Regions from separate parts of the Homo sapiens genome. Here region 2 is linked to region 1. Evidence: chromatin contacts called from ENCODE Hi-C or POLR2A ChIA-PET data. All regions are on one chromosome and are shown on one strand. The core of a region is the stretch at or near the end of the contact, and the rest is flanking DNA. Distances in the headings are between cores, read along the strand shown. Region 1 holds the start of ANG (angiogenin). Region 2 has its middle 12 kb from the start of RNASE10.

What was found. A loop is a pair of places that touch in the nucleus more often than their neighbours do. ChIA-PET counts read pairs that join two places held with the same protein, here RNA polymerase II (POLR2A). Pooled maps may share reads with other maps.
Region 2: a map of transverse colon shows a loop between it and region 1 (3-fold over the local background). The contact joins the enhancer-like site here to the promoter of ANG in region 1. A Hi-C loop is called at or near these places in 3 of 168 maps with a recorded cell type or tissue (adrenal gland, psoas muscle and transverse colon) and 5 of 50 pooled maps. POLR2A ChIA-PET finds 5 or more read pairs at or near these places in 1 of 52 experiments (WTC11).

What each region holds. Positions count from the first base shown.
Region 1 is chr14:20,687,148-20,690,745 of GRCh38, reverse strand. It overlaps ANG (angiogenin), which reads right to left and starts at 1,982. Exons shown (of 2, transcript NM_001097577.3): 1 at 1,872-1,982. The region is part of intron 1 of RNASE4 (ribonuclease A family member 4); the gene reads right to left.
Region 2 is chr14:20,515,264-20,518,982 of GRCh38, reverse strand. No RefSeq gene overlaps it. Among named protein-coding and RNA genes, the nearest start is that of RNASE10, 12 kb to the right of the region's middle. Within about 2 kb of position 1,907, at least 3 of the 41 ENCODE cell types and tissues checked have a DNase peak (open chromatin) inside an H3K27ac peak, as active enhancers do.

The sequences.
Region 1 (3,598 bases), core at 733-3,232:
TTTGTTCATCAAGAAAATAAAAGAGTTGCTAGCTCTAAAAATCTGAAGTTTCATGGTTCTCATTAAACATAATAGAGGCTTTGCTAGTTTCAATAGCAAAGGTCCAGTGACCCTCAGTTACAGAGACAAATTTTGTATAAGTTTAGTTGGGGGCCTGTAATCTTGATTCCCTAAGACATCCAGGAACCAAATCTCAGCAAGCGTACACCAAAACCACCAATATCTAACATCTGCTCCCTCACTCAAAACTTTCTCAATATATTCAACTCTAAATTCCTCAAAAAGCAAGGTAAAATGGAATTGGGAGAAAACCAGTAAGAGACAGATCGTTTGTGGTGTAAAAGTGAATCTGCCTAAGCCAAGGGTGCAAAGCCTCACATCTGGTGGCAAAAGTCCTATAGATATATCCTTCTGTACCCAAACACGTAACTGTCTGTCAGCTTTTTGTCAGTGGAATTAGTCCCAGCTGTTCTCTGTCCTTTTTTTCTTTTCTTTTCTTTTTTTTTTTTTTTTTTTTTTTTTTTGAGACGGAGTCTCGCTCTGTCGCCCAGGCCGGACTGCGGACTGCAGTGGCGCAATCTCGGCTCACTGCAAGCTCCGCCTCCCGGGTTCACGCCATTCTCCTGCCTCAGCCTCCCGAGTAGCTGGGACTACAGGCGCCCGCCACCGCGCCCGGCTAATTTTTTGTATTTTTAGTAGAGACGGGGTTTCACCTTGTTAGCCAGGATGGTCTCGATCTCCTGACCTCATGATCCACCCGCCTCGGCCTCCCAAAGTGCTGGGATTACAGGCGTGAGCCACCGCGCCCGGCCTGTTTTTTTTTTTTTTTTGAGACAGAGTCTTGTTCTATCGCCCAGGCTAGATCGCAGTGGTGCTATCTTGGCTCACTGCAACCTCCACCTCCCAGGTTCAGGCAATTCTCCTGCCTCAGCCTCCCAAGTAGCTGGGATTACAGGCGGCCACCACCACGCTTGGCTAATTTTGTGTATTTGGTAGAGACGGGGTTTCGCCATGTCGGCCAGGCTGGTCTCGAACTCCTGACCTCAGTTGATCCGGCTACCTCGGCTTCCCAAAGTGCGGGGATTACAGGTGTGAGCCACCACACCTGGCCCCAACTGTTCTTTAGAGTAACTTTATCTTCTGTATCAAATGAATCTGTTAGTATTCACAAGAATTATTCTCTCCCTCTCCCCACAGGCAATGTTCAGTATTCAAAAGATTCATCAAATTTTACACACCAGGGAGTTAACTTGACAGTTTATGATGAGTAACTATAGTTATCATTTTCATCAATGTGGCTTCACACTTTTATACATCCTAGGGCAAAATCCCCCAAAGTAAGAGCCTAACACCCAAGGCATATTCATCCCTTTATTGCTTTTCCTTCCTTCTTCCCTTCAACCTGCCAGTGAGCCTTCTTTTGATCTTGGGATGTGTTCCACTTTGTTTGAAAGAGCATCCAAAACTTTTCTAAGAAGAGAAATTAGCAGGGAAGGTTAGAAGGAAACAATGCTAAAAACATACTGTTTCTTTCCTTGTTAAGCCACGTGTAATGCCTGTAACAGGGGTGGACGACGGGGGAGGACTCCCGATGGCCTTCAGCAAATGGCTCCCCCAGGCCTTTGGGGATTTTATCACAATTTAGAAATCCCTCCTAAACTTCCACTTCCTCCCAGTCTCACTAATTTCTCTTTATCCACACATAGGCCATCCCAAAAGAAACCTGTTTTCATTTTAAACTTTAGAATCTGATCCATTTTCTTTTTAATTCATGAGCTTGAGCCTGGAGGCTTTAAAGGGAGGAAAATGGTTTCATTAAAATGGATGGATGGCTAGAAATAATATATAAAACAAATTGAACAATAGTTTACCCAGGAGGAAGAATCTTACAAAAATCTGGCAGTTTCCCTTCAACGGGAGATGGGTTCCAGCTGTTTGTTCCTGGAGATGGGTTCCAGTTGTGTGAACCTGGAGGCCTCTCCAGGTTCTGATTATATAGTGTTCCTAATATATAGTGTCCCAGTCCTGGCAGGGACATGAAAACCAAGGACACTGCTCTTGAACAAACGAGGAGGGTCATTCACCTTTTCGCTGGGCATGATTGGGTTAGATATTAACCCACCTGAATGGATTAGAGATTTGTTCTGGAAGACAAAGTTTGAGAAACATGGCCTTCTGTCCAAAAGTTGCCCTTTTCTGCTGTCTGTGGTGCTTACTCTTGTTCATGGCAGGACTGAGGTTTCCCTATTCACACATAATAGTCTGGATCCATAAGATAGCATCTCTGATCTCCCTGGGCCAACTCCAAGAACTGCCTTGGAAGATGTCACAGAGTAAGATATGGTCTTCCAGTAGGATGCTTTTCCACTGTACTATTTATCATTTATCATATCACATCCTATTTATCGTATCACATCATTTGGTTTCATGAACGGATGCTAAGCACGTTATTCCATCGATTTCATACAGCCAGGAAAGCACTTCCAGAGAAGGTTGTGTGACAGCTATTAGTACACTGCCCCTCCCCCTACACTCAACTTCTCAGCTTCTAACCCCCAGAAGCAGGCTTGCCATGTTTCCTGGGTTTCTCCTTCTTCCATCTTTACCTGTCCACAAGAGACTAACCCTGAACATTCAATCTTCTGATCCTTGTAATGTAGTTGCAAAATTGCTTATCTCCATCATCAAAGCAGGGCTGTAGATCCATTGCTTGCGTAAAAACAGTGGGCCAAAGGTCACCAGGATCACCTTATAGATCTCATAGTTTCCAATATCAGACAGCAGCAGGGTACCAACTGTTTCACAGACCCCCAGCATTTGCCCACAGTGGTGTTGGATCTAGGACAGTGTTATCTTTTTAAAAATCCTCAATCCTCTGTTGTCACCCACCTAGCTGCCAAGTATTCAGTCTGGCTGCACTTGAGAAGGTGTCAAGAAAAGACAGGCTGCCTGCTAGTAAAACAAATGCACTTGAAATCACAATAATTATAATATTCAGTGCAATCTTTCATTTTGTGAAGCTCTCACATACATGACTACATTCAACCAACACCAGGACTGTGTGAGGTAGGCATTATGTAAATATGCTCTGCTCATGAGGAAACTCCAAGAACAAACAGCAGATGAATGGTGGAGTCAGACTTTGAACCCTTCATAAGCAAGGAGAAAACTGACCTGTCTTTCCAGGCTTAGCTCAAGCAACACCACCTCTGAGTCCCGAAAAGCGGTACCCTGCCACAGCATACAACCCATATGCGCCTGCACACACACAGCCCCATGGCCTGAAGCACCAATTCAAGCACCGACTCACACAAACAGAGCAGCCTCTGATTTTAGAGTTCTGCAGTAGTGCTGAGGTGGGGCAACCAGCAGCCTCTGAATATAGTTAGGTCCCTTCTCTGCCTCTGGGCCTTCACTGGACAACCTTTGGAGGATACACAATCTGCCCACAATGCAAAAAGACAGTTTTATGTTTTTCTTTTAAACTTGGCACAAGGAAGTTTTGTTGAAATGAAAAGTAGGGTTTGGGGGAAAAATTACTATTTCATTAGAATGCATCTAAGCACTTAGTCATTTGTGTTTAAAATACAACAAGGAA
Region 2 (3,719 bases), core at 658-3,157, 170 kb after region 1:
ATCTCAAAAAAAAAAAAAAAAAAAAAAGGCATATTAGTCAATGTATGAGAATAGGCTATGCAAAAAATAAAAATAAAAATAAGTGAGTTCAACTAGATATATACACATTGAACACCTACAATGCACAAGGCATTGTGTTAGTTCTACTGGGTATAACCAGAGAGGCTACTTACCTAAGATAAGCTAGTAAATGTTAGAACTACAATTTTAACGCAGTTCTGGAACTTTCAATCGAAGTTACTTACCTAAGATAAGCTAGTAAATGTTAGAAGTACAATTTCAATGAAAGTTCTGGAATTTTCAATTGAAGTTCCAGATTCCATGTGCTTAACCATTATGCTTCACTGACATTCTAGAGTCTACCCTGCCCACCTGCCTGAAGTGATCTCCAGCTTGGGCCCCTGACCTTCAGCTCTTGGAGGGCTTCAAGAAAAATGAATTCCCTATTCCTTCCTTAGAATATGTTCTTGAGGGGCTGGGCACGGTGGCTCACGCCTGTAATCCCAGCACTTTGGGAGGCCGAGGCGGGCGGATCGCAAGGTCAGGAGATCGAGACCATCCTGGCTAACACAGTGAAACCCCGTCTCTACTAAAAGTACAAAAAATTAGCCGCGCATGGTGGCGGGCGCCTGTAGTCCCAGCTACTCAGGAGGCTGAGGCAGGAGAATGGTGTGCACCCGGGAGGCGGAGCTTGCAGTGAGCCGAGATCGCGCCACTGCACTCCAGCCTGGGCAACAGAGCAAGACTCCATCTCAAAAAAAAAAAAAAAAAAAAAAAGAACATGTTCTTGAGTTAGTGATTTATTGAGGGAGTGCTCTTAGGAGAAACCTGTATGTAAGAAGCTAAAAAAAGAAGTGATTTTAGCTAAAAGCTAGTCTCAAACCTGACCCCATGGGGAGCTCTAAAACATGACTGATGCCATAAGATTGAGGCAAGAGGTCTAAGTTCTTACACATCCATATCAGCCAGTCATTGGCTATGGGCTACCCCTGGGGAAGGACATAACCTCTTAGACATTGTCAACAAGGCGGCCCCCATAGGCTGGAGGCTATGCTCTGGAGAAGAGTGCACCTGTGAATTCTTGACAGAGAATACTCAGCAGCTGTGGGATGGCTGCACCTCCCTGGTAAGGGAGGTCTATATGTATCAACTGTTCTCAACCTTACAAATATATTATTTTAACCCCAGTCTTCTAATACAGTTGCTTGCTGTATGTTTGGTCCTTAGCAAGACCAGCTTTCCAGAGCAGTGCCCAGGGCTGGCTCTAATCACATCACCTTCCTTCTTCCTATCACAATTATCCCCTCTGGATCTCATTTGTGGATATGTTGCAAAGCCTGTTTCTTTTGTTTTGTTTTGTTTTGTTTTAATGACTGTATACCCAGTAAGTAGGTAGCACAGTGCCAAACGCATGCAAAAGCATTCATAGAATAAGGCCTATTTTGCTTTTTTCTTTTCTTGTTGTCACCTTATAAATGTGCCGAAGATCCCATTTTTTGAAGTTAATAATTTTATATACTTGTGTATAGGGATATGCAATAAGTTTATAAGGATATAATTCCAAACACTAACCTCATGCTAGTGCTGGAGAGCTGACATTTTCAAACACTGGGGCATCCCAGTACCTCCTGAAATCCTATTTCCATAGGTAATGGACTATTATGTCTCAACATGAGACTCACATTTCCCTCATTGCCTCTGTTGCTTGGCCTTAATATTACCATTTTCCTCTTCCCCTTACCTTTCCCCTAAATCCAAACTTAACTGGGTTTCTGAATCATAATTCTTATAAAGAATCAGCCCAGCTGCTCCTGGAAGTGACGTCTCTGGGATGTGAATCACTTTCTGAAAACAAACTGGAGCCCATTGCAAAAATGTGAAGAGGAGAGAAAGGCAGGTCTCTGCGTAGGATACAGGAAATGGAGGCAGGAACATCAACAAATTCCACGCTAAATCAAAGCATTGCTGAAAATGACAGAAACTCTGTGCCCTGGAGTTCCTTTTGACCCCACCAGCAATGAATCTCTGCTGGATAACGTAACTTCATTTCATGGGAAAGAGAGGCTTGAAAAGAACCAACTGAGGCTACCCTGCTTGGTAGACTGAGCACTTGAGGAAGGCGAGGAGATGACTTCTTGTCGAGAGCCTAATAAGGACATAACACATGAGACATTACCTTGGATACAGCCACAACCAGAGCTGCCTCTACTGTGTGTGGCCCTGGCTAAATTTTTTGGGGGGTAAGGGTGAGGAAGAGGGCCCTATCTATATAAACAGTTTCATGTTTAAATATATTACAAAATTTATGAGCCCAAGTGAAGTATCATGATTTGTCAATGAAGTTTTAGAATAATGAGAAAAGAAAGAGATACTATATATTTCTTTATTGTCCCATCAATGTATATGGAGATTCTTCGGACTGTCCAGATATCATCTCTTCCTGTTAGATCTAGGAATCATTTCTTCACACTCCTTACTGTCAAATGCACCATTCTTGAATATTTCATGTCTCCAACCACAAGAAAAAAGGGTATCACACTGCTACAGCTCTTCGAAACCTATTTAAATTGAAACAATTTGTATCTTCTTGCCTCTGTAGTTTCCTAATGCCATTTAATGTCAGTTATAGTGTTACTCATGACAGGGAATTATCCAGTTTATGGCCTAAATACCAACTTCCAATGACTCTCTCAAAGGTTACTTTATTACTTTATGTTGTTGGTGATGATCACAAATGCAAGTCTTATCCAGAATATGCCAGAAAATGAGAATGATAATTAATTTTCAGGCCATGTAGAATTTGCCATTTGGAGTTTTGTAGTATAAACATAAAACATATCTTCCAATCATATTTTCTCTTGAACTCTTTAAGCCGTAATTACTGCATTCCTAGAACGTGACCTCTTTTACAACTAACCACATTCCTACCTTCCACACATTGCTACTAGCAAGAGACCCGTGGGCAGAGTGAAAAAAGCATCCTGTTCATGCAAGGAGTGATTATCCTTCATCTTGCACAGATTAAGACCAACCCAAGAAAGCATGTTATCACCCACCAGTTGGAGGCAAGAGAGAACATTGACAGGAAATGCCCCATTGGGGCTAGGAGCGGTGGCTCATGCCTGTAATCTCTGCTCACTGTAACCTCCCTCTCCCAGGTCCAAGCAAATCTCCTGCCTCAGCCTCCCAAGTAGCTGGGATTACATGTGCCTGCCACCATGCCCAGCTTTTTTTTTTTTTTTTTTTTTTTTTGTATTTTTAGTAGAGATAGGGTTTCACCATGTTAGCCAGCCTGGTCTCGAACTTCTGACCTCAGGTGATCCACCTGCCTCGGCCTCCCAAAGTGTTGGGATTACAGGCATAAGCCACCACGCCTGACCAAGTCCCAGAACTCTTTTGCAGCACCTAGTTGACCCCACACATGGCAGTGGGGAGACAGTGCTCCAAAGGGGAGAAATGGGACCCGGGCCCACACCAGTCCTAGTCTAAGCTCAGAGCACCCTACCCACATGGCACTGCTGGCCTCAGCCAGTCCCAGATACTGTAGTGGGGTAACTTCCTGTATGGAAGGCACTCCAAAGGGACCCTTGAGGGCAGTGGCCCTGCTCGCTCAAGTCTAAGGACTCTACTGGCCCTAGAATATAAATTTTGTGGCCATCCAAGGAATGAAATTTTAAAAATCCTATAAGATCCCACATGTCCACATACTGCCAACACAC